2 separate regions of the Mus musculus genome follow, and region 1 is linked to region 2. A link is a loop called in an ENCODE intact Hi-C map of the cell type or tissue named here. Cell type or tissue: left cerebral cortex. All regions are shown on one strand. Each heading gives the region's core, and the rest is flanking DNA. Links, peaks and the distances in the headings are about the cores only.

The links. A loop is a pair of places that touch in the nucleus more often than their neighbours do. Peaks named below come from ENCODE experiments on the same cell type or tissue, not always from the same donor. Only the 100,000 strongest peaks of a DNase experiment are listed, where the experiment ranks them.
Region 1: it touches region 2 in a loop (2.7-fold over the local background); 3 of 42 quality-filtered maps call a loop at or near these places.

Annotation. Positions count from the first base shown.
Region 1 is chr13:99,486,865-99,502,749 of GRCm38, forward strand. The region is part of intron 2 of Map1b (microtubule-associated protein 1B); the gene reads right to left. Among named protein-coding and RNA genes, the nearest start is that of Map1b, 22 kb to the right of the region's middle. In left cerebral cortex, for the core only: CTCF peaks have their summits at 6,534 and 9,426; a DNase peak (open chromatin) is centred at 9,498.
Region 2 is chr13:99,346,739-99,362,623 of GRCm38, forward strand. It overlaps Mrps27 (mitochondrial ribosomal protein S27), which reads left to right. Exons shown (of 11, transcript NM_173757.3): 2 at 1,594-1,671. Among named protein-coding and RNA genes, the nearest start is that of Mrps27, 9.9 kb to the left of the region's middle. In left cerebral cortex, for the core only: CTCF peaks have their summits at 6,482 (motif pointing right) and 9,880 (motif pointing right); DNase peaks (open chromatin) are centred at 6,588, 8,763, 9,160 and 9,898; H3K4me3 peaks cover 547 bases; H3K27ac peaks cover 1,272 bases.

The sequences.
Region 1 (15,885 bases), core at 4,907-12,906, 140 kb after region 2:
CTCAATGCAACGGTCATTCAAAAATGAGTAGTGCAATACTTTAGCACACCAATGGCTCAACCTTGTAGTAAGTCTAACAGGCTAAAATAACACTGACCGCAAATAACATAATGCATCGCAAGGGGCAGGAGCAGATGCAGCCAATGTTCATTTGAACTCTTCCCTCAGATTATGTAAATATAAGTCATCATGTGAGCTGTACAATGGTAAAACGTTTGTAAGACATTCCTATATAATATATTTCTGAATGTTTTCTTTTTGTTTTGCTTTGTTTGTTTGTTTTGAGACAAGATTTCTGTGTAGCCTTGGCTGACCTGGAATTTGTTCTATAGTCCAGGCTGACCTCAAACTCAGAGGTCTGCCTGCCTCTGCCTCCAGAGTGCCAGGATGAAAGGTATGTACCACCATGCTTGGCCCATGAATGTTAGTCTTTATGATAAAAAAAAAAATCCTTTGAACAGAGCCCTTCTAATGGACCAGCTACAATGGATGAAGAACCTACGAGGTATCAATGTTAAAAACACCTCCACCAGAAATGAGATGCAAGTTAGCCTGAGCTCTATAAACCAAAACCCATTGTTAAAGCACACATCAGGCTTGCCCAGACTCTGCGACTCTCTGCTTTCATTTTGTGATCAATCCCCAAGAGAGAATTAAACGTCCTTTCTTGCTGCATCAACTATGGTCCTTCCAAGGATTATATCCTGGTGTTTTATTAATCAAAAATACCTGGGCCACTAGGTGTGGTGGCACTTACCTTCATCCTCAGTGCTCCTTCATCCCCACACTCTGGAGGCAGATTCAGGTGCAGCTCTGTGGATCTGAGGACAGCCTGATCTACATATTCATTCCAGATCTGCCAGAACTACTTATGCTTAAGGGAGAGAGGGAGAGAGGTAGCAGAGACAGAGATACAGAGACCAACAGAGACAGAGATAGAGAGACAGAAAGAGACAGAGAGACAGAGGCAGACAGAGACAGAGATACAGAGACCAACAGAGATAGAGAGACAGAAAGAGACAGAGAGACAGAGGCAGACAGAGACAGAGAGACAGAGGCAGACAGAGAGACACAGAGAGGCAGGGGACCGTAGGACCTCAGACACACTGGATCCAAGAGTGGGATGGAGAAGCAGGCTCCCTTTGCCTCTGCACTGGCCAGTCATCTTCAGAATCACACCTCACTGTGCAGGGGTAGAAACAGTACCAAAATGCCAAAGTCCAAACAAAAATAATCATCCAATACTGATAGTACAGAGAGTCTGGTGATATGCCCAACATCAAACACAAAATGTACCTACAGGCAGCCAGAGCAGGCCCAACACCATCTACTTTGACACAGATTCAGTAAAGAGGCTGCCCAACCCCAAGATCGCAGAGCCTGGTTTGTTTGTTTGTTTTTTTTTCCTCTCTCATTGCTGTTTTACGAATCTACTCGAACCTCCTTAACTCAGGCTGACATCTCGGCTTTTAGTGCTGTATCATTACATACGTCTGAGGTTTCTGAGGTTAGGGTCTGAAGAGCTTTTCAAACCTCTGACTCAAATGTGCTCGACTTTCCCCTGGACACAGCGCTCACTACTGAATCTCATTTCCATGAGACAAAGTGGGGAGTGACTCCCGTCTCAAATGCTAGGCGTATCATTTTTAAGAAATGCTTACGGCTTTTCTTGATTGTAAAGTAACAGCCGACTACTGCGCAAAACGTAAAAGTATAGAGAAAATATAGGTGCAAATATCCAGATGGAAACCCACATTAAAGTCTGGTGCATTTTTGTAAAGACAAGCATTGTTTTGACTACTACTACATTAGGACCAAACTGTAACGACCTTCATGATTCTTTTTTCCTCTCAGCCACCATGTGTGTACTGATGCGTGGTTTGCAATGTGGGCTGAGCACTGCATCCTCTCGCGTAGTCATCGTTAACTAAACCACTCACTACTGTGGAGAATCTCAGGGGTTTCCCTGAGTTTTTCAAACATATAAGTAATACGACAGCAAGCCATGTTTACCTGACTATATGCACATCTCTGTTTCTTTCCATAGGCTCAATGGCTGGTATGGATCTGTTACGTCAAAACGCTTATGCACTTTTACTACCTGGATTTTACTGAAATTCCTGTGTCAGAAAGGTCATCTGTATCCAGTAGGAGAACGGGAAGAACTTGGCCTGCGCTCTTCGCCAACACTGTGCGGAACGATTTTCAAAGCCATGTGGATGGCGGGCAAGGCTGCACCTTCTCGTATCACTCCTATTGCTTCATCTACAGAGGTTCTGTGGTTTTCAGAGGTTCATAATGGTGTAATATGTCTCTCTCTACCAATAGGTTTTGTGTGTGTGTGTGTAAACTGAATGTTCATAGCATATGCCCATCTTTAAGGCTTTATTTAGATATTTGTAAGAGCTCTCTATAAAACAGGGAAATTGAATTTTTTACTATGAAATTCGAGGCAAATACCTTGAGAACCACTTTCAGTTGCATGGCGATATGCCTTAAGTCATGCCATCTGCTGGTAAACAGCAGAAGAGTTGGCAACTACTCATAAGGCCAAGGTAGTACGTGTATTAGTGCTTTTCCCACGCCGGTGATTTTAATACTAGATACCAAAGATGAACAGCTGACTAGAGGCTTTTTGACTACAGATTTTCAATCACATTCAAATATCAGAGCTATTTAAGTTGGGTAAGAGAGAGAAGAGGTTTCAGCCAAACCCAAAGGAGTGTTGAGTTCTAATTCCTAATCATACTTCTGGAGTGAATATTGATCACAGATAGGTATGTGAGCCCTGTTTAAAGAATCATAGTAATTCAAATTTTGAATTTTGTAATAAGATACATGAATAAAGGTGACTTCAGTATGTATTTTTTTTTAGAAACACCTCCAAATGAGATTAAAGCCAATGCTTTCGGGTAGTTAAGGAGAAGCTAGGGCAAATTCTGGTGAAGATGGGTCTCACCAGCTGATGATCATAGGGTTTCATGGAATTCAACCAGGAAATGCGACTTAACTTGGGGCTCATGTAAAACAGTAGCTGTGACTCATGTTGACTGGCTCCAACTCCTCTGGGAGCAGATCTAGGAGAAGTAGTGTTTTCCAAGATAATGCAGAAACATCAGGTGAATACAGTAACTGGACCAATGGTCACTGATCATGCTCCAATGCATGCAGGTCCATAGCCAAGCACCAGAGCCATCACTGGCCTGTTCGGACAGACAGCAGTTGAGTAGCCACTCTCTTTATAGGAAGCTGCACTTGGGAGTGTGCTGAGCTGATCTTTGGGGGCTGTGAATCATTCCTCAGCCCTTGGGAGATCTGATGTAAACCAAATGCAAGCTATTGCAAGAATCTGGTCAACTTAGTGCCAGGAGCACAAGGGCAGGGAGGTAGCTCTATCCTCAGGCAGCAGAGGATGTGCAAACCTGAACCTTTCTACAACCAGAAATGAGCAAATGCGAACACTCTGAGCCAGGTACGTAGGTTTCTAACAATAAAACTAATGCGGGTGCTTGAGAGGGTAACTCAGTGCCTCCTGTATGTATGGATCCCTTAACACTGGAAAGAGCTGATTTTGTTTGGTTGGGTTTGGGTAGGTAGGTTTGGTAGGTAGGTGGGGGATGGGATAGCAACTTCCAGACAAGATTTTCCCTGTTGGGTTTGTTAGCTTGAACTAAATGAGAACAATAAATTAAGATCATAGTTTATTTTTTAAAAAATGAATGGGTGTCTGGGGATATGTGAAGAACCTTATGTGATCATACTCATCTATAATCTCAGCCCTCTGAAGGTAGAGACAGACATAGGGAGAGCAAGGCTAGCCAGGGCAACATGGCAAGTCGATATCCCAGAGGCAAAAAGTAACAACAGAGAACCAAGCCTGGACGCACCCTGATGCAGAAGAGCATCTGGCCAGCAACTGAAAAAAAAAACGGAACAAAGTTCAGCCAGGTTGGCTCAGAGCAGGGTCTGGCAGACGGTAATGGTGAAATGACCGTGAAAAGCAACCAAGGTGACTTATCGCTCCCCAGCATCCGGGCAAGGAGGTCCTAGCAGGCAGATTCAACCTTATCCCAGAAACCCAAGCCACGGATAAGTCAGATGACAGCCATGTTGAGAGTGTAGCGGGGCCACAAGTGGGGTAATGGGGAAGATGACCCTGATGTCCCTACAGCAACCTGGGAGAGGAGGATGTGGCCATCTCCAGACAGTAATTTCAGCTCTCCAGAACAAGTACTGACAACCCTTCTGTAACAGCCTTCCCATGATGACAAGGTAGGAGAGCTATCCACATTCCAAGTGACCCAAGGCGTATTGGCAGACAATTGGAGTGGAGGCAGCATCCCACCAATGAAGAAGAAAGTTCTGGAGAAACTGAGGATGAGAGCCCATGTCTGAAGTCAGCTTTGGTGAAGCCCCCACTCTGCATGGAGCAGAATCCAGAGACAGCACGTGGCCATGACATCTCCCTTCTTCCCACTCTACACAGGGGCAATGTGACAGGTGGCCTTGACAGTATAGTATTTCTAGAACCCTCAAACACATCCCAGGGTCCTTCCAACCACGTAGCCAACCCAGAACTGCAATTGACGACTGTTGGTCAAATTACTAGCCTTCAGAATCTTACTCCTCAAGCACCACTCACCTAAAAGCCCCGCTTGGGAAAAAGATCTGAAGAGCAAACAAAAGGCCAGGCTTGGTGGTGCGCGCCTTTGACCCCAGCACTTGGGAGGCAGGCTTATCTCTGTGAGTTCGAGGCTAGCTTGGTCTACAAAGGGACATCCAGGGCTAAACAGAGAAACCCTGTTTGAAACCTCCACCCCCCTAATGCCCCCAAAAAGGAGGAAAAAAAAAAAGCAACTCAGCCACCACCCTCCCAGGCAGAGCAAGAATAGGATGGAAAGATGAGGTATATGTATGCAATATCATCCCTGACAAGAAAATACGGTCTGGACCCAAAGAAACTAAATTCTAAGGAGGGTCTCAGCGGCCCAAGTGCACTGCAAAAGGTTTTAAACACTCCAATTTCCAAACAACTAACATCCGCCAGCCCAACAGTTTCAAAGGATCTCTAATGCAGGTGGCTCTGGAGCTCACAGTCCCCGTGTCTCCTCCACAAGAAAAGGGGCTAGACAGGTTGGAGGCAGTGTCCTTGTCTGGTTCTGTGAAAGCCTGACAGAAATAGGGAGAGAGGCTTTGTCCTTTAGGGTAGTGTCTTATTCTCAGAACTCTAGCCTGCTATCTGAACTGATTTTAGGTTGTGGAAACGACCTCTGATACTTGCCAGACTTCCCCTGTGAGGTGTGGCTGCTGAGGCTAGTTAGTCAATGCCATTGCACAGGTGAGCAGGTCGAGGCTCTGAGGTGCCCAGGGTCCCACAGCTAAGCCAGGCTGCACTTGGGCCTACACTAACTCTTCCAACTTAGAGCTCTCAGATTGCTTCAAACATGAAAACAACTCGCCCTGCCTATACAGAAAAGGATTTCCTTATTTTTTAGAATTATTGTTTTTTTTTCTTCTCTATATCCAAGTCGATGTTTACATTTGTTGGAAGAATTGAAAAAGGTTGTTAAACTCCAATCCGGGCTCAGAAACTCTATGACACCCGGCTTCCATCTTGCACCTTAACTTATTTTTCCATCTGGGAAGACAAGAGCTCTAGCCTGAAACACAACAAATTGGACTTGAACATCCTCCATCCCCGCCATCATGAAAAAACAAACATTTTGAAGACGGATGGGACCAGCTGCCTGCATCCCCTTTCTACCCAGCAACCACCCTGGCTGGACCTTGTTGTTGTTGTTGTTGCTGTTGCTTTTTTTCCAGGGCCATTTTCTGCAGCAGGGACAGGGCCACTGTGGGCTCTGAGAAGACTGATGCGCCCCTGCTTTTGTAAGGCAAGGGGGCGATTTCCCAGGCTTGCTTTGTGTCCCTGCTCGGCCACTAAGTGATAGACAGAGCTGCAGATGCGGCCAGCAGCGCCTATCTCTGTTCATGCGGCCAGTGTGTGTGTGTGTGTGTGTGTGTGTGTGTGTGTGTGTGTTTCTGTGCTATCAAGGTTTTTCCTCTCCTTTTAAAAACTTCTCCTATGAAGTAAGACAGCAGTTATTCGTAGGAAAATTTATCAGAACCAAATTCTTCTTAGTGGGAAAAAAAAAAGGCAGTAGAATTTCTCTCCTCATGCTAATCCCCTGTTTGACATGCAATGACATCATCCTATAGGGAGGAGGGTGGGTGTGGACAGGAGACAATGTAATGTCTGCTATAATTACAGGGTTTAATATGCAGGATCAGGGAGGTGGATGGGAGCTACAGGCAAGCCCTTCTCACCAGGCCTTGTGGGGGGAGGGGGAGTGAATATAATGGGGCTCAGTAATGCACTTGAGGGGGTCTTGCTGTGGCAATACCAAAAGGAGCAGAAATCAAAGGACTACACTGGCCAGCCTTCATTTTCTGATGCAAAAACATCTCCTAGAGACCAGTGAAGTGAAACTGCATTTCCCCCCTATCGAGGCCCATTGAACTGCAGTGTCCCAAAAGACAACATGAACACATAAAAAAACCTCACAAGCACAGACAGAGAAGAGCATTTTAAAAGCACTGCTACACCATACACTCATAGCACAAGATATCCACACAGCGCCTGGCATATGGATGATGCACTGATTTACATGAAGGCAACTAATATCATCAGCATTTTGAATGTTAAATAACCTAAGTTCCCTTTTTAAAACACAGGTTTTTGAGATGTATCAAAAATGATAAGACAGTAGCTAGCACATTCTCTAACCATGGCATTTACAGACTGCCTGCCTCCATTAGACAGGATTAAAGAAGCCGGTGGGCTACCATGGTGGCAGACTCAAACAGTCTAATATGCCTTGTCCAATTTATGCATTTTCAAGCAATTCATGCATAGCCACTCCTAGAGTGACATGAAGAATTGATGTGCGGCTTCTTTTGGTAGGTGTCGAGGCTATAGGAAGGGATTGCTGTTTAAACTGTACCATTGGGAAGACAGGAATTTCAATTGGTCTCAAGGTGGGAAAGACTTTGACTAGACGAAGAGAAGTTTAAAAAAAAAAGAAAGAAAAAAAAGAAGAGAAAAGAAAAGAAAAACTTGGCTCCAGGGAACTTGGAGCTAATATTGTGAGAAAATTAGAAGCTCAACACAACCACTTATATGAGTGGCTCTACACATCACTGCACAGAGTGGCCAACGGTATGCTAAGTTTGAACAGTCAGGATGCAGCAGAGGTCTCAGCTTTCCTGACACTTGTTAGCATTCCCCTAAAGGGACGAAAGCTCTCCTCACCACTACAGATATTTCCCTTTTTAAGAACATGTATCTGAAAACCTGAAAAACAGAAGATAGCATTCTTGGTGAAATATTGGTTTATAGTTCAAAGTAACTGCATATTACTTAGGGAAGGGACACGATGGCAGAGTTCAATGTGATGTCACAGCCCTGGAGGAGTTAAGGGGAGAGGAGCCCTGTAAGGTAAAGGTCAGCTCAGTAAGGCTCACACCAAAGAGCAAGACAAACAGTAAGAGGATATTCTGCTAATTACCATGGAGCAAGTCAACCTTACCGGGGGACTCTTAAATACACGAAAATAAATGAAATGAATGAAAATAAGAACGCAACTCCCTCTAGAAAAATACGGCTTTTGAATCATCTCAAAGACTGTAACATGCTGACAGCTTTGAATGGCAGATTTCCGCAAACAGAGATTCTGCCATACAATGACTGCTTCAACTTGGGCTGAGTTAAAGAAGTGGGTTGGCATGGAGACAGACAAGAAGATGCTCTGTTCCAAATTCACGAGTCTTTGAAGAACTCATGAAAAGACATAGAACCATCACTACTAATGACAACAAACATGGCCATGGTGATTTAAAGTAAACCGGTGTCATGCAAAAAGGTACGTCGAGGGGGAAGCCTCACGGGAGAAGAGATGCATAGAACGCAATCAAAGTATCCATTTTAGCATGTTTCACCCAAGGAAGAAAGCAGCGTATTAATAACATCATTTAATACGGCCTCACTATCTCCACCCTTCACATAGCATGTAGCTCCCGAATACTCATAAATCCACTGTGTGTAGAACAGGGTCTTCAGTAAGGAAACTGAGGCACAGAGCATTGACGTATAACATGGAGCTTGCATTTGAACCTGTGTGGTCCAGCCCTAACTGTTCTGCACTCCCCCTTTACCTGTTCAGTCAGACTCAGGAAGGCTGGAGAGGCTCGAACTCAGTCCTTTACACCTGTCCATAATTCTAGGCTGCAAGACACACTTTGGGGGAAACCGGTCTCATTTCTTGAGCCTTCCTCCTCTTAAGAACCAAAGAGAGCCGAGTCTGGATGAGGCCTCTGTGGTTGGCAACCTGGACTGGATAGAGTTTAGGAAATGTCCCTGTAAGGGGAGGCGGCATTGGGTGGGACTCAAGAGGGATCGTGAGATTCCCGAAGGAGAACCTATGCAACCTTGCCTGTTGACACATGCTGAGCCTAGAAGAACATTTCCAGGGAGAAAACAAACAGAACTCAAAATGGGACCTTTAAAAAAGCTCTACAGCACATGATAAAATGAGTACTCTGGCCTGAGAGTCAGTGGAAAATTATATCTTAAAAAAAAAATTATAAGGCTTTCTTAAAGGAACAAAGCAGACTTCTGGAAAATAATGGTATCCCCAAAATTAATTTAGACATGTCCTCTATGAAACGATAGAGAGCCACCCAAAGTTGAGTGAGCCACCATGCAAGCAAGCGGCATCACGATGACCTATGAAAAGCAAACGGTAGAGATAACCAGCCTGGCGGACGCTGGAGCACCCTCACTTCCTATGAATCCAGTAAACAAAGGCAGGCAGGAGGATGCTGAGCCTCTGAGGACCTCTCTGAGTGCTGTGGTTCCATTACTGCAGAACCTCAGTAACAGTTACAACCAACCCCTGAGTTCTGACGCCCCTATGTTTAAACGCGCTGGTTTCTTTCTCTGGTCCCTGGAGTTACTGATGCCACCAACCAATTGTCACTAATCACGAGTCTCTAGGTGGTCAGTGAAAACTCGTGTCAGCCTCTAGCCTTTTTTCTTATATCTCAACAGAATAGTGTAAAGTCTTCTGAAAAATATTCATACATTTAACATTTACCATCTTTATAGAAAGATCTTAAATAATTTCCATTTCCCGCTTCCTATTTCCTAAGCCATAGAGGATCGTAAGCTTCCGGTGATCCTCACAAAGTCTACAACAAAACCAAAAACAACCCTGCATCCTCTACAACGAGGCAGTGCAGACTGCTAACTTAGGAAATATAAGTAGCGACCATCATCCTTCTTAAGCACAAAAGAAAAAGACTTTTGCTGAATTTCACCCGTGAAGGCCCTTCCCTTGTTATCCTTGGAGGACCTGTTCCTCTGTCATATGCTAGATGGCGCTACACTCTCCTCTCCTCCTTAGCAGTTGGAGGCACATACTTGTGTGACTGAGAAGTGCCCCTGAATCTTTTTTTTTTTAAGATTTATTTATTTATTATATGTAAGTACACTGTAGCAATCTTCAGACACACCAGAAGAGGGCCGTCAGACCTCGTTACGGATCATTGTGAGCCACCATGTGGTTGCTGGGATTTGAACTCCGGACCTTTGGAAGAGCAGTCAGGTGCTCTTACCCACTGAGCTATCTCACCAGCCCGCCTCTGAATCTTGATGGACAGTTAGTTCCAACCACAGGAGAGTGTGTGGGAACAAACGTCTGTTTATTAATTAATTAATTAGCTAATTAATTAATTAATTAACTAATATATCACATCGTTATTAGCCCTCATATATGACAGAGCCCCAGACTCCACAGACAAGCGATGCCCATTAGGGACAGTGAGCAGGTGAGTGTGAAGAGTTACATTTTGATTCATCCCAGTAAGTTCTCCTGCTCTACTCTGAATGCCCAAGAACTTCATACAAACACATCTTGGCTTGACCCATCGGCTATGTTCACAGTTAACAGTTATGACTACCTTTGTATATAAAGCACTTTACCAAATATATTAGTGACTTTTTTTTTTACTATGAGTTGATGTTATCAAAAAAAAATAGCAGGATATTAAGTGTAAAAGGATCTTTGAGATAAAGTTTAGAAAACACTGAAGTTCAAGAATTTATCCATAAGAGCACACATCTAATCAGCAGAGGTGATTCAAGCCCAGGTTGTCCATCCCAGGCCCACCTGTGGAGGGCTCTATCTCTCTCAGAAATTGGTTGTTTGTTTTTGTCAAGTCTCTGAAAGTTGATAGTTTGTAAATAAATATCCAACACCTTCATGCTAAAAGGAAATCTATAACAACAAAAAAAAGTGCTAATAATGTAAGCAATGACTGCACGTTTTCATTTGTCTAACATGGCTTATTTTTCACTCTGTAAAGTGGTTCTAGTTTCTTGAGCCAGTGATTTCTCATGACTCACCATCTTGACCTTGTCTGCCTAGGTCCTGGCATTACCCTCTAAGGCTCTTTAACTTAAAGCCTCTTTGTCTCTGTGGTTTCTCACAAGGAAAAGGAGTAGGATCAGAAAGTTAGACTCCTGGAAGGTTCCGTTCTGAAATCTGCTCCGTGATTAATTTAAGGTCTTGCTTTTACTTACTCAAAGTATGTTTTTGTTTATTTCCTTTATTTTTTTTCTTCCTGAATTGTAAATCGGAACTTCTGTTGTTTTTGTTGCTAACTAATTTCAAATTTGCGAGGAGTCTGTTTACCAGGCATAGAGAATCCATTTGCCGTATGAAGTTTGCTTAGGTTGCCAGCAGCAGAATGTCTACGGAGAGAAGCCTATTTCTAGATGACCCCATGGAGTGAGCTAATTTGACACATTATTTCATTTGTATTTATACACTGGAATGATATTCCAAAGGCACAAAATAATCTCTGTTCTATGTATAAAACAAGAAAACAAAAAGCAGACAGGACATAATAGCATAACCAACCGTGATGTAAGGCTTATTTAAAAAACAAAACACTGACCTCCTGCCTAAAAATAACCCAAACCAACATGGTTTGTAAAAAACATGACTGTGATTGGAGAGTAGGGAGACACACTATTTTAAAAAATGAAGTGGAAATATGAAAGCAAGAGAGAAGCAGACAACATGGAGGTTGTGTGTGAATGAATGATATGTGTGAAGGCCCAATGCAAAACCAAGCGACAGTCAAATGAGGGGGGCTCTGTTACTGTTTGCACATAGAAAACTTTTTTTCTCCTAGAGTATATTCTGAGTCACAATGAGAAGCGTATTTTAGCAACCACGTTGATCAGTGATAGCTGGTTATCCTTATCAACCACGATGTACTATCACCGTAGCATGTGCTACACTTTCGTACAGGTAACAATGTAGAGGGGTTTTCATCAGCGTGGCCGGGGGCATGTCACGTTTCCCTGTGATGTTATGGCATCCCTTAAAAAAACAGTGTTTCCCAGATCTATTAGGAGTTTATGCAACCTCAATTGCTTATGCTCCTATAGTAGTGTACAACTGTAATTTAAAAGTGAAGTGATACACCCCCCACCCCCCCACACACATTATGAATATAAGTGGAAATATAAGTGGCTCCAAAATGTAAACTTTTAAGATATTTTGGGCAACAAGCTTTTAAAAACAATTTCACTTTCCATGCGTTTTAGATCAGGGGTTCTCAACCTGTGGGTCGCGGCCCCTCTCGGGTCAAACAATCTTTCACAGGGGTTGCTACAAGATATCCTGCATATCGAATATTTGTGTTATGATTTATAACAGTAGCAAAATCACAGTTATGGAGTAGCAGTGAAAATGCCTTTATAGTTGGGGGGGGGTCACTACAACATGAGGGAAAATGTATTAAAGGCTCTTAGCATTAGGAAGGCTGAGAGCCACTGCTCTAAATCTTGACTGGATTTTGTGTTTAGTGGCTTCTTAAAGGATTGTGGGGTGAAGAAATCAACTACACTTTACATTACACTTTCAGAGAGGAGGAGGGTGTGGCTGGGGCTCTGTGACCCCTTCAGTGATGCTGCCTGTGCATCTAGTAAATGACAATACTTGCTTAAAGGGTGAACTAAAAAAGAGAAAGAGGAAGGCATCTCATTCTGTCTCCTCTCTGCTATCTTTAAAGACATCACTCTGGAAAGAAGAAGGAAGAATACATTTCCAAACCCATATTTACTACAAATATCTTAATTGATTCAGGGAGTCTAAGTGAATTCTGACGTATTTGCCTAAAACAAAACAAAACAAAACAAAACAAAACAAAACAAAAGGACTGTATCACTGAATTTGTAAAACTTGGAGAAGAATAACCCCTCAAAAAGTTATCAACAGAACCTTGAGTGACTGACCACCATACTGTTGTCAACATACATTATCACTAATAGCACTATTACATACATACATTTTTCTTTCAAGTTTCAGCATGCTCTATAAGGGTTTTGTGTAAACACACAATAATGTCATATAGGGTTGGATACATACATTAAAGTAAGCCTTTAGGAAAAAAAATCAAATTAGACTTGGGAAAAATTGAGCCATTGCCTTACAGGCCTCATATGTAAGTCAGGCAGCATTGGCATACACAGAAGCAGAGGCAGGCAAATCTCAGAGTTTAAGGCCAGCCTGGTCTACAGGGGGAGTTCTAGGACAGCCAGGAAATAACAGGGAAACCCTGTCTCAAAAAACAAAAATGAATAGATAAATGAATAGATAGATAGATAGATAGATAGATAGATAGATAGATGGATGGATGGATGGATGGATAGATAGATAGATAGATAGATAGATAGATAGATAGATAGATAGATAGATAATGAGTGAGTGAATACGGCCTCAGATGGCAATAGCCAATCACAAGCCATATTACCATAAAAATCACTTTTCCATCTGGATAACCCCGGCTCTCTGGTAACGATCACCTGCACACACATTGTTGGTAATAATCTGATTTGATCATAGCTCCCCAAGGGTATTTATATCTGCACGTACTGACTTGTTAAATTATGCCGTGCTAATTGATGGTTCACATGACAAGATATGCATAGCTGATCATGCTCATTAAAATGCAGGCTATTCTCAATTATGTGCAACAAACGATGTGCCTGGGACTTTTAACACACTCAAACCACACTGAATCCCCGAATTTATAGGCTGTAATCCTTCGGCCTTCTTCCAAAACTTGTGCATAAGTACTTAGTCTGAGGCGTAAAGCAGGACCACATGCCAGCATGCACGTTCTTATTTAAATGGGAAAAGACAATGACATTATTTCCTATTTGGCATTGTGTAGATAGAAACACCCACCGATCTGAGTCTTGAAATACTTTCCACACAGGTGTCTGCTGTTGTGCAAATACAATTAAGTTGGTCTGGCTCACAGTTTCTACAGGGAGAGAGAGGAAAAGGCAAGGGCTAAGAGCCCCTGTCCTGAGAAGTCAATGCTCTGAGCTGTGACTGTTTCCTGATTGACAGTCCTAGTAGGTGGGACAGGCAGAGTTTTTAAATAAAGTTTCTTTCATAGACCTTTCAATCCTAGTGTTTCAAATATGTTAAGGGGCTGAAAAGATGGCTCAGAGGTTAAAAGCATTCATTAGCTGCTCTTCCAAGGGACCCAGGTTCAGTTCCCAGAACTCACATGACAGCTCATAACTGTCTACTTAACTTCAGTTCCAGGGGATATTTCCCTACCCCCCACCCCGTCATACACACACACACACACACACACACACACACACACACACACACACACACACAGAGTTTTCCTCCTGAACTGCACCATCTGAATTTTGCACTGAGAAGATACTTGGAATTCTAGCTGAAGAACAGTCACTCCTTCATCTGAGCAGGCATGCAGTGCATCTGTCTAGTGCAGTTAACTGGCAGCTTGCACTGATCTTTTGCAAGTGTGGTCTCCCAGCCGAAAGCTTAAAACCTGTGAAGACTCCACCAGGGGGCTGCAGAGCTGTTCACCTATCAGCATCATTCACCTAGGCAGCAGGACATAGCCCATCGTTGATCCTTTCTCTCAGTTTTTGTTTTATTTTGGCCAGATGTGGTATTTGGGGCTGAATTTCAGGAACCCAAAGGCAACACTGTGAGGCGGGGGCTCAGGGCCAGGTGTGGTGTGCTGAGCACTTAGCTACTCCATCCTACACTAGCCTCGAGAGGCTTCCCCAGGAATCTATGCATTTGGGCCAGACACTCGGCAGTGACTGTTTTCACGACGGCTGAAATCCCATTTTATTAAGGAAAGACTGGCTTAAGAGCAAAGGGCAGACAATAAGGGCAGTCCTTAAGGTGTTGGTTTTACCTCAGTCCTTCCAAATCCTGTGGCAACGGTTAGCAGCAACCGTTTGAATCTTTCAAACTGAGGTGTGGTACACTCTCTGGGCTTTCAATCCTTGCTTTGAATCACATACTTCTTCTGAAATCCTATACTGACTGTCTCATCTTATTTTCTGAGAGCATTTGTCTCACTCCTTCTAAGCCCTGGAAGAGTTTATTAAAGTCACATTATTTTTGTCTTGTTTGTGTTAGCTGCCCAGGCCCTGCAGCTCATGTTTAAGGTGTGTCCCTGGGGGAAGTACTCTTCACTTTCCCACATGTCTCCAGGACCAAGGAAATATGACTTCACACAATAGCTATCACCCTCAGACTGCAGTGAGAAAACAAAGCCAGCGAGAGCCCTGGGGTATGATGTTTGGAGATACTTGATCGTTGCCGCAGTAGCGTTTAATTAGTCTTGGGTTGCTGCTGGGGGCGGAGTGCTGGTACCTGGGCAACCTTTGTCACCACGGGTTGGAACAATCAAAACATAGAGCTTGTTAGGGTTTTCATTTCACTCCCGGTCTTGAGGAATAGAGAATAAAAAGCTCTTCTATGTCAGTCTCTGTGTCTGTCTGCCTCTCTCTCTCTCTCACACACATACACATGCAGACACAGACACACAAACACACAATTTGTAGACTAAGGAAGTGCTTTCTTTGTAAAATAACAGTGAGTTTTAAAGGAATGAATGATATCTTTTCCCATCTAGATCATGAACAGCGGGCATATCTTCCCCCACAGTTCCCTTCACCCCTCTTTGCTTATTAATAGGTACACAATACCAAGTGCCTGAAATTCAAGAAGCAATCTCTCCGTTTGTGTTTCATCTGTTCCCTCATCTGCCAGTCTCCCTAGCACATTGCTACAAATGCTGGACATGGACCACAAAGACCCAAATGGTGGCCGGAAGCAAGTGTGGGACTGCGGGCATGATGGTTCACTACTGTTGTGTGTTTTTAGACCCCGAGTAAAATCACAGGCACTTTAGTCCCCCAAAAAGAAGAAAAATGCACGGAGGCCGCCTGTGATGTCTCCTTGCTGAGCAGTGACAGCAGCTGCTCCAGACTGCACTTAGCTGCACTTAATGGCCAGTTATTGGCATTCCCTAACACGGCCCCTGAGCCCAGGCAGACCACTTCCTGCCACGGTCTTGCCTACGCTAGTCTGCATGGAGTAGTTCCACAGTGCCCATTAGGAACGGCTTGAGAGCCATTACTGTCGGCAGACTAAAACATCCTTTCTACTCAGGTTTTTTTTTTTTTTTTTTCAAAAGAGAAGTGAGATGAATAGTTATTTCTAGGTGGTGTGAACAAGCTGTCATTAACTCCCTGGGGGATGAAGGCACCCGAACACAGAAATGACACGGTGATGTGTGTGTGTTTTTTTCCTTTACGTTGGCCACACCTGTGTCAAAGGAGGGAACTTGCCTAGTGTGCTAGGCTGTGAATATAAAGAACCCCTGACACTTGAAAGCCAAGAGGCATGCAGATCTTACAGGTATCAAAAGCCTCGTGCCACAGACACCACAGGACTCCGAGTC
Region 2 (15,885 bases), core at 2,919-10,918:
TGAAGACTCTTACTCATTCAGATGTGTTTTGAGCACTTTGAATGTTGTTACTGGGTTACTTGTCGGATAAGTAGAATCTCTCTGCAATCTGGGCCTACAGAGAAACTATCTGCATTTTAATGAGACTCATATGCATAAAAAGTTTGAGAGTCTGATCTAGATCTTCCACTTTGTGTCCATCTCCTTTCATCTTTTGCCCCTGGCTGTAGAAATTCTTTGGTTGTGACGTTATTAGAACCTCAGCTTGTATGCAGTGATGGAGAAACCTTTGCTCTTTATGACTTTATGACACGCACAAAGCATCATAGAAAGATGTGTGTGTGTGTGTGTGTGTGCGTGTGTGAATGCATGCTTGCATCGTGCTTTTATGAATGCATGTATGTAGAGGCTAGAAATCAAAGTTAGGTGTCATCCGCAGTCACTCTTCACTGACATAAAACTCAGGTTGTAATCCTTGTGTGATCTGTTATGATCTCTGGGTAGCTGCCTTTTATTTTAGAGTTCCTTCTCTTCACATGCAGTACAACTCACTCACTGAAGTACACAGTTGTGTGACTTTCAGCATTGTGCAAGCATCTTTCCAACCAACTCAGGATGTTTTTATCACACTCTATATCTCTTGTTGCTAGTCACTCTTACTCCCTCAGCCCCCGTCCCCAGTTCTAGGTGACATGTGACCTGCTTCCTTTCTTTAGATTCCCCTATTCTAATGCTTCTTTTAAGTGGGACATAATTTGAGGCTGGTATCTTTCACTTACCATAATGTTTTCAGGATTCTTTTTTTTTTAAAGGTTTATTTATCTATGTATGTGAGTACACTGTAGCTGTCTTCAGACACACCAGAAGAGGGCATCAGATTCCATTACAGATGGTTGTGAGCCACTATGTGGTTGCTGGGAATTGAACTCAGGGCCTTCGGAAGAGCAGTCAGTGCTCTTAACTACTGAGTCATCTCTCCAGCCCAGGATTCTTATTTTTAAATCGCTAAATAGTGTTTCATTACAATGATATACCAAGTCTTGGTATAAACTCTTTGCTTGCCGGCCAGTGGTGGCGCACGCCTTTAATCCCAGCACTTGGGAGGCAGAGGCAGGCGGATTTCTGAGTTTGAGGCCAGCCTGGTCTACAGAGTGACCAGGACAGCCAAAACTATACAGAAAAACCCTGTTTACAAACAAACAAGCAAACAAATACCTCTTTGCTTTATGCAAAGTACTGATAAATATTCTAATCCAAGTCAAATGGAAATATTTTCAGGATTGATAACTGTAACTCATCCAGTTAATAGCCTAGCATAGATTGAGAGGCTGTTTGGGATCTAAGAAGGACTTTAGGACTCTGAAGAGCTGGCAATCGTACAAATGGCTTTCAGCTTTCACATCAGAAGCTGAGAAGAACCAGCTTGCCCGCCTGGAAAACTGGGGCAGAGCTTTTCAGGCTTTTCCGTGCTTGCTGTGAACTCTGCAGCAGTCGTTAGAGTATCACGTTGAATTTTAAAAATGCACAAGCTGGTAGTTGCAAATACAACAGAAGTTGTGTTCAGTAAAGAAGATCTGTGAAACACGCCTGCTGAGCTGATTGTCTTTCCCTCAGGTAAAAGATGCCTGCTTTCTGCAGCGTACGTGGACAGCCACCAGTGGGAAGCCAGAGAGAAGGAGGAATACCATCTGGGTAGGTCCTGCCATACACCGTTGTTAGCGGTCACTCCACAGACCTGGAGTCATACGCTCACATGACGCATGCATGTCATGAGAGACCTCTATGGTGGCGCTGCTCACAGAAGTGCATTTAAAAGGAGTAATGCCCACACATGGGGGGGGTCATCTTTGCTGCCCCTGCGTTCTGGAAACTGTGTTGTCTGCCGTGATGGTTGCACTGCTGAGGCTGTGTAAACAGTTCCTTCTTGCTTTTTGTTCACTGCACTGTAGTTTCCATGCAGCTTGCCTCTGGTTTACAGTATCATTGCCAGGTGACAGGTGTGGAAGCAAATTTGCAATCTCATGGAAGCCATGGAAAGATGCTGAGTGTCTTCCCAGCAGTAAGCTCAGAGAACCTTTTGTTTCCCTTGTTCCTTGTTTCATAGTTCACAGGTAGCAAGCAGCCTTCCCTGTATAAATTACCAAGGCCTAAAAGAAGTAAGTCACTGACCCCACAAGCACATTTCCAAATGTGTAAGCACTGTCCCGACACTGCGGAGTGAATAGATGGGCGATGGACAGTGAGACACTAGTGCTGTGCACAGGAATCCCTGTGCTGACCCAACATATCCACGCACACACACCCCCCCATGTGCCACTGTTGACAATTTCTCTGTGCTTGTGTTAGATAAGAACAAAGCAGTCCTCTGTGATGGAGTGTTCTAGAAAAGTAGGATGTAGCTGATAGTTGCAGCTAGCTACCTTTAGGATGCTTCAGAGTGATCATGGTCTCCTTTGAGAATGTGAGTTGTAGAGCTGGTCAGCAGCTCTGGAGTGCATGTGTGTACAGCAGCTCTGGAATGTGTGTGTGTGTGTGTGTGTGTGTGTGTGTGTGTGTGTGTGTGTGTGTGTACAGCAGCTCTGGAATGTGTGTGTGTGTGTGTGTGTGTGTGTGTGTGTGTGTGTACAGCAGCTCTGGAACGTGTGTGTGGCCAGGAGTGCATGTGTGTACAGCAGCTATGGAATGTGTGTGTGTGTGTGTGTGTGTGTGTGTGTGTGTGTGTGTGTGTGTGTGTGTCTACAGCAGCTCTGGAACGTGTGTGTGGCCAGGCTCAGCCAAAGCAGAGCTGGGCAGGTTCTGAAGGGGAGTGATGAAGCCCTCCACAGGGAACTTAGTCTGACTCTCGCTTTTAAGGGTTAGCACAGCCTTTAAATCCAACACTTTATAGTGTCTGCAGATTAGATTCAAAGCTAATATACTTTACTAAGCATAATACTTTAAAATTTATATAGTTATAAAAAAAGAAACAAAACTGAAGTAATGTGGTGTATTGGAGTATTTTGAAATATAATGAAGTATTTAGCATCACTGAGGATTTGGAAGTCACTACACCCTTTCATTTTCCATGCACTGCCACTGGCCCACAGGACAATGGGCACGGGCACACATGTACTATACTGGCGAAATCAGACATCCCAAGTATACCTGAGTGACATTTTTATTTTAAAACTCAACAAGATTTTGGTAAAGGTCTGAGTAACTCAAAGGTCTGTTTTCAGTCAATTTTCATTAAAGAATGCATTAATGAAAAAAAATCCTGCTTATTTTTAAGTATGCAAGAAGTATTTTCTATTTGTGTGTTAAAATGAAATTAGTATCATTAATTAGAAACTGTTTTTAAAGTAGTAAAAATGTCTCTCACTGAACTTGGAGATGAGCTGACCGCCTACAAACCCACGCAAGCTTCCCACCTCAACCCCTCAGGAGTGGCATGAGAGGCCTGCACACAACCGTTCCGGACTTCTGTTCTGGGTGCTGGGACTCAGGCTCAGGCTTTCACGCCTGAGCAGCAGGTGTTCTGACACGCTGACTCATACCCTAGCCCCTGGGAGTCATCTTCAACTTCTCTGCTCTTGCCCATATTCACTTTTGTTTTCATTTTGATATATTTGTTTTTGTTTTCTCATTCTGGGGTGTGTGTGTGTGTGTGTGTAATCTATTCTGTCCCTATCAGAGAGGTGTGCATATGCTGGATTTTTTTTTTGTGGTTTTTTTAGTATAGAATAGTTTATGTGGGGCATGGGGAGTTGAGAGAGAGAGACAGAGAGACAGAGGAACATGTGGAGGGAGAGAAGGGAAGAGGGCAAGAGGAGAGAACAAGAGAACAAGAGGAGAACACAAATGCTATTTTTAACTGTCTTAAATTCATCAGTATGCATGCATGTCATCTACCATAGCACATTTATTGAGTTTATTCATTAATACTTTTCTTCATATGCTTTTTGTTACTTGACTTCAAAATGTCCCTTATCCAATTTTTTCCTCCCCTAATACAGGATGATTCCAGGATCATGTTGCCCTTAAATCAAGTCTTCTTATTTTGAAAGTATGCCTTATCTTTTTTTATTTCTTATGACTTTCTTACCTTTGTTTATGTCTTAGTTAGGGTTTTACTGCTATGAACAGACACCATGTCCAAGGCAACTCTTATAAGGACATTTAATTGGAGCTGGCTTACAGGTTCAGAGGTTCAGTCTATTATCATCAAGGCAGGAGCATGGCTGCATCCAGGCAGGCATGGTGCAGGAGGAGCTGAGACTTCTACATCTTCATTTGAAGGCTGCTAGTGGAAGGCTCCCTTCCAGGTAGCTAGAACTAGAGTATTAAAGCCCATACCCACAGTGACACACCTACTCCAACAGGGACATACTTTCTAATAGTGCCACTCCCTTGCCTAAGCATATACAAACCATCACACTTTATGATTTGATTCCAGTTTTGCCTCCCCATCAGACTGCCCTGTGATGACATGACCCTGCCTGGGTATCTGATGCGGACACAGCTGGCGCCTCTGTCTCCACTCTGCATGTCAGCTCTGATCTCCCAGGCACATGCATCTCAGTTCTCAGCTGCAGCACTGGCCGGTTTTCTTGACCAGTAGGGAGACCTTTAACATAGCCACGATTTCCTGCTGCTTCTCAAGTTTCCCCTTAGATTTTTTTTTTTCCATCTGTGCTTCTGGCCCGAGGCAGTCTGTGCTGTAAAGATTGCAGAGCGGTGATTCTCCACCTCCACCACCCCTTCATACTTACTAGTTGGCACCACCGTTCCCCTTAGGCAGCAGACCTCGTTTCCTTTTATCTGTGATCATACATTATGTTGACATTTGTTGATTGGTGGGATTTTTTTCCCACTGGCTCATTGCTGTCATTATTTGGAGTCCAGCATCCCAGGCTGCCTGGCTAATATAAATGCTTCCAGTTATTTTCCATGTTCTCTTTCTCACCATTTGCTTGCTTTCTCACTTAACAGTGTGTTCTAGGCTTAGTAGCTCCCTAGCCTGGACTCAGCCCTCCTTGGGAACTCTTGTTCCTTTTAGTGGTCACTGAGTGGGAGTAGAAACAGGAGCCGGATGTTAGATGCTCTTGACTCTTACCCAGCACCTCTGAGCCCCCTTCATCTGCATGGAGCTTTCCCTGGCCTTGCTGTGCTCTCCATCCCGTGGTTAGAGCTTGGTTCCACAGAGGCAGGGTTCTGTCGGGAGTCACAGCATTGCATGTGATACAACTTCTCTGCCTTCTATCAGAAAGTGCCAGTTATCCAGTCATAGGTGAGAGTCACAGATAATCTACACATACGTAAAGATGCCCTTCAAATTCTGTTATTCTCCCCTTAGAAGCCATGTGCTAGGACAATCCAATAGTAATATAGCAAAGATTGTTCTCATGTGCCATACGTGAATTACCCATAGTGCTGTGAACATATACATAAAGGAAGGATGCATTCTGGGAAAGTTTATTGTTAAAAATTTTCCTAGGTGTGGAGGTATAGTTAGATTATTTACATGGACACAAGTCTAGAGGTCTTTGCCCTGGTTACACGAATAAACACATTGTCAAATGTACGTGTCAACTTGACACAGCTGGAGTTATCACAGAGAAAGGAGCTTCAGTTGAGGAAATGCCTCCATGAGATCCAACTGTACATTTTCTCAATTAGTGATCGAGGGGGAAAGGCCCCTTGTGGGTGGGACCATCTCTGGGCTGGTAGCCTTGGTTCTATAAGAGAGCAGGTTGAGCAAGCCAGGGGAAGCAAGCCAGTAAAGAACATTCCTCCATGGCCTCAGCATCAGCTCCTGCTTTCTGTCCTGCTTGAGTTCCAGTCCTGACTTCCTTGGTGATGAACAACAGTATGGAAGTATAAGCTGAATAAACCCTTTCTTCCCCAAGTGCTTCTTGGTCATGATGTTTATGCAGGAATAGAAACCCTGACTAAGACACCAAAGAATATGATGATAATCTGTGACTGGTAAATATCATGGGGAGCCTATTGTCTCTTCTCTGTTAAGACCAATGCTTGAGTAAATTAACCATTTACTGAACACATCGAGTCATTGCTGCCCCTCTGCCTCCAGTGAGAACTGGTTTCCTACTCTGTCTCCTCTCGTGCCTTCCCTGAGTAGCACGATATGAATTCTGCATCTGGGTGTGTGTCCCAATGCTACCACTTTCAGCTGTCGCTGTCCATGTCTATAGCTATAAATCAGGGATGGGTGATGTCTGCTCTAGTTCCTAAACATTCATCCTAGAAATATGCAGAGTGAATGAGTCCCTGGGTCCCTTGTGTATGTCCCTGTGTATGTTTGATGTGAAGTAAAGTTTGGAATTCAGACTGCCCGGAACTTTTCCATTGTGTAACAGGAAGTAACTGCTACCGCCTCTGTTTCATAGATGCACATTTTTGTGTATGGCATGACTGCGTTGGTAAGGGTTGAGCTCTGATTCTGAGCAGGGAGACTGCTGACTGCTCCAGGTGTTCCTGTGGCTGCATTTCCGTGGGTCGGACAGTAGATGGCAGTGTGGTCCTTGCGAGAAACACCCTTCCATCTGCGCTGGGGCGCAGGCCTATCGGGAAATGTGCGCTCATGTGGAGCGTCGTGATTGGACATCGCGCTGGGAGGGCCGTGAGGTGCTTGGGTCGGGTTCGCTGATTGGAGGAAGGAGGAGGGCCGATATGAGGCATTTGCTCCTGTGGTCCCCATTGGTGCCGCTGCGGGTGTGGCGTCCTTGGTTCCGCCCGCCGTCCCTGGGGAGGGCTGTTTCAAGGGTGCCTAGAGTCCTTGAACATTAAAATGCTACCCCCTATTTTCTTGAAAGCTACTTGTTGCATTGCTTTTGTGCGTTCAAAAAGATGCACAGATCATATGCAGTGAGTTACCAGAAAGTTAGCACACCTGCATAGGAGCTGGAGCATTCTAAACGCGTTGGAGACCGGGATGTGCCTAGCTTTCTTCAGACAGCCGAAATTCTGATTTGCAACACCAGAGGCTGCTTCATAAAAGCACTTTAGCACTTTACACGAGAAAGTGTAAAGCAGGAAAGTAGAGACTGCTGTAAAGAACCCCAGCACCCGCCATCTGCTTTCAGCTGTTATCAGCTTATGTCTGCTCCTCTTCCTAATCCTTTGGACTGTTTTGAAGCTCTCTCTCTCTCTCTCTCTGTGTGTTGTATATTTCAAAAAGATAAGATGTTTTTAAAGCCATTGTTATATATAAAGTAGTCGCATAAATATATGAAATAACCAGCTTCTGCCATTTTTGTTTTTTGAGACCAGGTCACACCTTGTAACCATTGCTAGTCAGGAGGGCCTTGAGCTCAGAGATCCACCTACCTCTGCCTCCCAAGCGCTGGGATTGAGTGTGTGCACCACCACGCCTGCCGGGTTTCTGGTATTTCTTATACACATATTTTTAATGCTCTAAATCTAATGCTCATATTTTTAATGCTCTAATCGAACAAGGACCCAACCGAATCACACAAATACAGTTGTACTTTCTTTTGACTCTTTAATAAATTTTTTTTTTGGGTATAAACATGGGGGTAAAGCAGATTCAACAGTTATTAGTTCGATTTCATCTATAGCCTATACCCCTCCATCAGACTGCTTTTTAAGTCAGTCTATCATCCAATCATTTTATAGCAATTTTGATATGGACCTCCAAAAGATGGCAATTTTTAAAGTAAGCTATAATGCCATCCTTAAACATTGCATGTTCACATTTTGTCATGTCTTAAATATGTTTTCTTCACTTACAGAGGACTTGCATGTCACACTCACATGTCACACTCGAGCAGACACCTTTTGTAGAGCATCTCACACTCTTGATTTGCAGGTTTCGTCTTTCTGCTGGTACTGGATGTGTCTGGTTTTCCATCTGTCCTAGCTGTAAAAAATAATTTGATGATTATTTTGTTTTTGTTTTGTTTTTTGTTTTTCGAGACAGGGTTTCTCTGTATAGCCCTGGCTGTCCTGGAACTCACTTTGTAGAGCAGGCTGGCCTCCAACTTAGAAATCCGCCTGCCTCTGCCTCCCAAGTGCTGGGATTAAAGGCGTGCGCCACCATGCCCGGCTCAGGGCTTGTTTTGCTTGTTGTTATTAATATGGTTTTTACCATGATAGATGGTCTAGCTGGACTTATTTTTGATCAATTTGTTTGTGGTTAGTCTTATCCCTTGTTTTTTGCTGTTGTTAATGTTGTTGCTTTTATTTTTGTTTGCCATGGGTTGGAAGAGTCAGTATTGTTAGGAGGTCCACACAACCCAACTCTGGAGACAATACAGCCCGGAATCTCATAGTTTTTCCTACAGATCTAGGGAGGTCAGTATGTCATTCCTTTCATGGGCCAACTGCTGTCCTTTTCCATAGTTACTGCAGATTTAGTCCCTGACGCTCTAGAGAGCCAATGAATGGTTTCTGGGGATTTGATTTTGCTGCTTGTTACTTTATGGCTTAGGGAGATGCTACGTTACAGCATGGAGCGGAGTGGAGGAGAGGGCTGCGGGAGCAAACTCAAGGTCACAGTTCAGAAAACAGCAGCTTTGGGGTGGAGAGCTCAAGGCCTGGATTCCCTCCCTTCATCTCTGTCTCAGCCTTCTGCCTGTGCGCAAACACAGAGGAGAATTTATACTGCAGCCATCTCTACCTAACTGGTCTCTCCAGGCCCTGGGGTGGGAGAACACTGCAGAGTCCATCCAGAAGGCAAATGAGCGTTTCTAGCCTGTGTTCAAAGTGGAGTGCTGCAGTGTGAGTTTTATGCTGGCCTAGCTGAGCCGTCATTTTCCACAGAGCAGGAGCAGGAGGTGTGGACTGCAGGCTGGGGGAGTAGGAGGTGTGGACTGCAGGCTGGGGAGCAGGAGGTGTGGACTGCAGGCTGGGGGAGCAGGAGGTGTGGACTGCAGGCTGGGGAGCAGGAGGTGTGGACTGCAGGCTGGGGAGCAGGAGGTGTGGACTGCAGGCTGGTGAGCAGGAGGTGTGGACTGCAGGCTGGGGGAGCAGGAGGTGTGGACTGCAGGCTGGGGAGCAGGAGGTGTGGACTGCAGGCTGGGGAGCAGGAGGTGTGGACTGCAGGCTGGGGAGTAGGAGGTGTGGACTGCAGGCTGGGGGAGCAGGAGGTGTGGACTGCAGGCTGGAGGACTCTAAGCTGCAGCTTGGGAACTTCATTCCTTCAGGTATGGTGAGAGCCTTTCCTGAGCAGCATGTGCCTATGATGGGTGCACACTTCCTGCTGAGACAGCCTTGAGTTTATCTAAATCCTCTGCCCGGTGAGTGAGTTTATGAGTCCCAGCTCCATCCTGCTCTAGGCCCCAGAGCATCCATCTTATTTGACAGGGAAAGTGTGTTTCTGGAACTGTGGTGAAGCATGTGATAAAAGAAAGCTGCTCATTGACGTGACCCGTGACACGCAGGCAGGCGAGACTCCCAGTCCCCTTCCCTCACTCAGCTACATTTCCCCCATGCCGCTGGTCTGAAAGTTATAGCCTCGGTTTCCATTTTTTAAGATTATCATCCTACACCCTCTAAGGTAATTATTTAACAAATTCTAATGCTCACCACTTTATCCTTTAGAATAGTATACACACAGGCACGCGCACACACGCACAGGCACACAAAGGATAAGTGATATACTGTGCTGTTGTCCAATACTAAAGTTTCATCCTTCAAAACACCGGATTTAAGCTGCTATCTCAGCCCCTTTATCTACTCTCAATTCTTCTCAAGAATTCTGAGCATCAAGTCAATTCTGAGCATCAGCTGTAATAAATACAGTTTGTGTTACTTGTTTCAAATGTCTCTGCTGTGTTCCCTTTCTAAGTGTAAAGGCCTGCTGCTAGTGTTCTTTTCTTTTCTTTAAGATTTACTTTATGCATTTGAGTACACTGTAGCTGATTTCAGACCCACCAGAAGAGGGCATCCGTTCCCTTTACAGATGGTTGTGAACCACCATGTGGTTGCTGGGATTTGAACTGAGGACGGTTGAAAGAGCAGTCAGTACTCTTAACCACTGAGCCATCTCTCCAGCCCCTCATTTGCTCATCTCAGTCTGTATCTGCCTTCCAAAGCTACTGCTCAAAACAAAACAGACAAAAGCCCTCCTGCTGTTTGGATGGTGTTGGTTTTGTTCCCCTTTGTAAGGAGCCCCTGATTTTCCTCCTCACTGTTTGTAAGAGGATCCCATTCTCCAGTTTCTCAGTGACACAGAATCTAACGTTGTTTGTGGGACACGTGTTTAAAAGACAGTCTTTTATTATTAATTCTGAAAAGCTCTCAGGAGACAGCTGGTGTGGTAAAGCACTTGCTGAGAAAACTCAAGGACCTGAGTTGATACCCAGCACCAGGTGAGGCCAGATGGCGGAGTGGGCGGGGATAGGGCCGGGCTGGAAAGAGAGGTTGATCCCCAGCACCCAATGAGGACGCAGGATGGGGGAGGGTGGGGGCAGGCAGTGGGGCTGGAGAGGTGACTCTGCCTAGGAGCACTGGCTCCTCTTGCTGGTGGGTTTGGTTCCTAGCATTCACCAGGAGGTTCCATGCAGGTAAAACGTGACACAGAAAATAAAATACATCTTTTTGTTTGTTTGTTTAAAGCCAGGTGATGGTGCACACCTGGAATGCCAACACTGGGGAGGTGGAAACACACAGACCCCTGGGTGTCACTGAGAGCCAGATCACTGTAGTTGGCACAGTGACTGAGGAACTGAACGAAACCAGGGCTGAACTGTGGTCTCCACACACATTCACAGGCCTTGTGTGAGTGTGTGTGTGTGTGTGTGTGTGTGTGTACACACGCAAGCGCGCATGCGCTGGTTTCCCATTACCTGTCAGCTCACCTCATTCTCTTGGTCTACTTTTTTGTAAATTAAGTTTCTTTCAGAAATTATTCTATTCTCCATGTCTCTTAGTGTCATCCTTCTCACATTTCTTTTCTTGCATTCTGGGTAATTTAATTTCTGCCTGATATTCAGGTCACTAGTTCTCACATCTAACCTTCTTTTTTAACTTATTGCTCGCTTGCTTTTTGAGACAAGCTCATGACCTGCATCATAGGCTAGTGTCAAACTTGTGTTCTCGTTGCTTCAGGTCCCCGGTGCTAGGAATGTAGACCTGCAGCTCTATGCCTGTCTTTATTTCCTGTTCTGTCCTGTCTTCCCTTTCCTTTGAACTTTGTTGCAGTATTTACATAAAATTAAGCCATACCTAAAGCATATAGTTTAATAAGTTTTGACAACTGTGGAGCTACACATGACCGTATACATCATAGTCCTGTCACCTCCAAAGGCAGTTGTCTCTAGTCCTTTAATACACTTGCTCCTTTCTGCTCCACACCCAGGCACCCAGGAAATGATTGCTGCAGTCCTGTTGTTTAGATTAGTTTGCCGGTTCTAGGTTTTGTGGGAAAGAACACCTCTTTGAATAAAATCCTTAGCCTGGCACACTTGGGGATTACCAAGAAGGCGTATGTCGGCTTCTCGGGCACCAGAGCTTACTTGTGTCGCATCCTGGGAGAAGAGCGGTCCTTGTTCCAGTTTCTCCTTTCGATACGTGTGCAGCTCCAACGTGACTGTACACAAGAGCCTCCTAACCAGTTTCACCTCTTACGGAGACTTGAGTTTTCTCTGATGCCACCAGGTACTAAAACCAAAGGTCCACAGCGTCTCGCTGGTCCCCTGGGGTGACCCAACACTACAGTTACTCCTCAAGTCCTCCAAGTGTGAGTTGTCTGTGGCCCCGGCAGTTAGGCTTACCTGTTTCAAAGCTCAATTTTATTTTTCTGGTAAAAAGAGTTGTTAAAGCAATACAGTTCATCTTATTCCAGAAATAGAATTTCTTAGTATCACCCTGGGCTTAGACACCACATTCACATCCCGCCTCCTTCTCTGCATGGAGTTCTTACACAGCTCATATTGTTCTTGACCGGCTGCACCATCAGCTGCTGGATCTGTTGCTAACAGAGTCGAATGCCCTGGCTTACTACAGATCTATAGAACATGATCCTTACCCTGGATGGCAGGCCTAGATATTCAGTCTTAAACCCCTGGGAGTTCACTCTGTTGTGGTAAAATCCTCAGTAAATCCTCTTTTGTCCTTAGATCCTCAGTGCTGTTGCTGTTGTCAAATAAGACGTTTTAATACTATCCTGTGTTTCATCTTCTAAGCATATTTCCACATTGTGTAGTTGAAAATTCTGCTAAATGAGTTTGTATTTCAGATCCATTTTCCCGCACTCTTTGCTCTGCAGCCATCAGCTTCAGTGAGCGTTCCTGGGGAGCCGAGAACCCAGCGAAGCAACCTCCTTGGCACAGCCCATTGAACAGAACTTGGGCATCTGTTGGCTCCTCAGTAAAGCATGGAGTGTGACTTTGGCTGTGGAGGCCACCATCCAGGAGCCTGTGGTGCTGGCCCTCCATATGCTGCAGCTGTCCTGCTTTCCCGGCCCTCCCGCCCTTCCCTGCTTTCTGCCTCATTCATCACAGCAGCTCTGGGACGCACGGTGATTGGCCTTGGCCACGCAGAGCGCTTGCAGCGAACCCGAGCAGTGTGTAAATACTACCCCTCAGATGGAGGCCCTGGCCAATTCCACTTCACTAAAGACGTGCGCCTTGGTGTGAAGTCTTCAGATGGAATCCGGTTACCATGCTTGAAGGTGGTCGGCGAGCTGCCTCGGTCCTGTGAGGGTGACACGCTGTGCATACGCGTGAAAAGGACAAGGGAGAGGACCTTGCAGGCCATTTTAATTAGGCCAGTAGCTCCTGATCCTGGCTTTTTAAAAATATAGTATGAATTTTGAATAAAGGGAGGTAATTCTTCATATTGATCATTAACATAAAAGTAGTCAGAATTATAGACTTGGTGGCACGAGTGTCTAATTATGAGCAGGTGCACTTGACAGTATTATTGATCCCTGATAGGAAGGGGTTTTAAGAATCTGTTTGTAGGTTTTACAGATGCTGCAATCACCTGTTTCAATACTTTTAAAATAGTCATTAAAAAGGCTTTTTATATCAGGTTAGGTTTTAGGAATTTTACCAAGTTGTTTTTCCCCAGTTGCTATAAGTCATAGGGACCATTTCCCTGAGGCAAGAAGGGAAATAGTTAAAAGCACAGTAAGAAGTGACCAGTGAGCAGAGTGTGTCACAGTGCCTCCAGCTTTGCTATTCGTGTCACCGAGAGAGCCTGAGAAGTGAGCCCGTGCATTCCTTATCCTCTCTTCCGTTGACTCCTGCCTTTAGGTAGTCCTGGATGCTTTTCACAGAACTGTCCTATGAACTGAGTGTAGGTTGGTGAATTCACTTCTTCCCTGACGCTTTTACTGTAAGGGCACGAGGGACCATCTTATATGGGTATTTGTAGTTAGTAGAAAATATCTTGGTTCAGAAAGAGAATAACAGGACCTGAACTATCTTTAAAAGCCTCCCCAACCTGCTTACTTGACAGAACATCAGTTGTAAGGGCAAGGTGATGACTGTGTGTTTGCATGGATGCTGCTGGCTGCATGTGCACACCTGTGTGTGTGTGTGTGTGTGTGTGTGTGTGTGTGTGTGTGTGTGAGGTGATGACTGTGTGTTTGCATGGATGCTGCTAGCTGCATGTGCACACCTGTGCATGTGTGTGTGAGGTGATGACTGTGTGTTTGTGTGGATGCTGCTAGCTGCATGTGCACACCTGTGCATGTGTGTGTGAGGTGATGACTGTGTGTTTGCATGGATGCTGCTAGCTGCATGTGCACACCTGTGCATGTATGTGTGAGGTGATGACTGTGTGTTTGCATGGATGCTGCTAGCTGCATGTGCACACCTGTGCATGTATGTGTGAGGTGATGACTGTGTGTTTGCATGGATGCTGCTGGCTGCATGAGCACACCTGTGCATGTGTGTGTGTATGTGAGGTGATGACTGTGTGTTTGCATGGATGCTGTTGGCTGCATGTGTACATCTGTGCATGTGTGTGTGTATGTGAGGTAATGACTGTGTTTTCATGGATGCTGCTGGCTGCATGTGCACACCTGTGTGTGTGTGTGTGTGTGAGGTGATGACTGTGTTTGCATGGATGCTGCTGGCTGCATGTGTACACCTGTGCATGTGTGTGTGTATGTGAGGTGATGACTGTGTTTGCATGGATGCTGCTGGCTGCATGTGCACACCTGTGTGTGTGTGTATGTGTGTGTGTGAGGTGACGACTGTGTTTGCATGGATGCTGCTGGCTGCATGTGTACACCTGTGCATGTGTGTGTGTATGTGAGGTGATGACATATATGTTTGTGTGGATGCTGCTGGCTGCATGTGCACACCTGTACGTGTATGTGTGTGTGTGTGTGAGGTGATGACATGTATGTTTGTGTGCATGATGCTGGCTTGTGCATACCTGTGTGTGTGTAGGTGTAGGTGAGAGGATTGTTTTTTGAGACAAGGTTGCTCACTGGTCTGGTGCTCAGCACAGTAGCTGGCTGCCTGGTCAGATAGCCCCAGTGGCCTGCTCAGTAGTGGGATCATAAGCTCATGCCACCGTAGCTGGCTTTTTAAATTCGTGCTGATGATCAAACTTCATGCTTGCTTGGCAAACATTTTACCAACTGAGTTATCCCTTAGGCCCTTTAATGGTCATTAAAGCGTGGTCAGGAAGTAAGAGATTAGAAGCCTAGCAGTGCAGTTGATGAAATAAGTGTAGGTGTTGATGACCAGTTACTTAGTATGAAAAACGGTGGGATCAAGGCTAACTCCTGCTTTTCCAGCCAGCCAGCCATCTCTCTTTACTGAGATAGGGAACACATATTTAGAGTGGACAGTTGAAGAATTTAGAGGACATGCAATTGAAAGGCCTGTTGAACACACAAATGGAGATATTCCTATACAACTGGAAAGGCTGCTCTGGAAATAAAAAGCCAGAATTGGGGTAGATATCCACACACAGAGCCAACTGTGAGATTAAAGCTGTAGGAGAGACTGCCATCACGTAGCACCTGAACCCAGACATGAAGCCATAGCATACTCTACCACTGAGAGTTGGACATTCCAACATCAAAAGAAAGAAAAGACAATCCTCACGGAGCCTGAGAAATGGTGGGGTGGGGGTGAGCGATAAATATTTCCTTAAGGATCTCTCTAGATAGAGATCAAATGAGGACAGAGTTAGCACTGGCCTGGTAGATTTGATACAAGGATAATAATGTTCTCTTGATTATCTTTCTACCGAAATGGAATAGGACCATGAGCTGAGAGTGCAGGAAGCTAGAAAGTACTGTAAACATGAGAAACAGTGACAGGATGTGACATAAACCATTTGGAGGGCTGGCAAGATGGCTCATCAGGTAAGAGAACTGACTGCTCTTCCAAAGGTCCTGAGTTCAAATCCCAGCAACCATATGTGGCTCACAACCACCCACAGTGAGATCTGATGCCCCCTTCTGGTGTGTCTGAGACAACTACAGTGTACTTATTTATAATAGTAAATAAATCTCTGGGCCAGAGAGCAGAGTTGACTGGAGCTAGCAGAGGTCCTAAATCCAATACCCAGTAACCACATGAAGTACAGCTACAGTGTACTCACATGCATAAAATAAACAAACAAACACAAAAACCATTTGGAGTGGATCAAGGTGATTTTAGGGTCTGAGCTGAGTGTGATGTCACCCATTCCCAGTTTCCTAAGGATGACTGGTCTGTTGAGAGGAACCAATACTTGGGCGGTGGAGGCTCATCAGGGAGGAGAGGCAGGGGCTTTTCTGCTTTGTGAGCAAATACATGAAAGTATATAACCATTCTAGATGACCATTCTAAAGCCGTTGGAGTGGCTACTATATGTGACTGTCGTACACTGCTACGGAGTAAGAGCTCGTGATGGCTCCCTGGCCTGTCTCTCACCTACAGACTGACAAACCTCATGCTTTGTGTTTCCTTGAAGAGGCACCTTATCAAT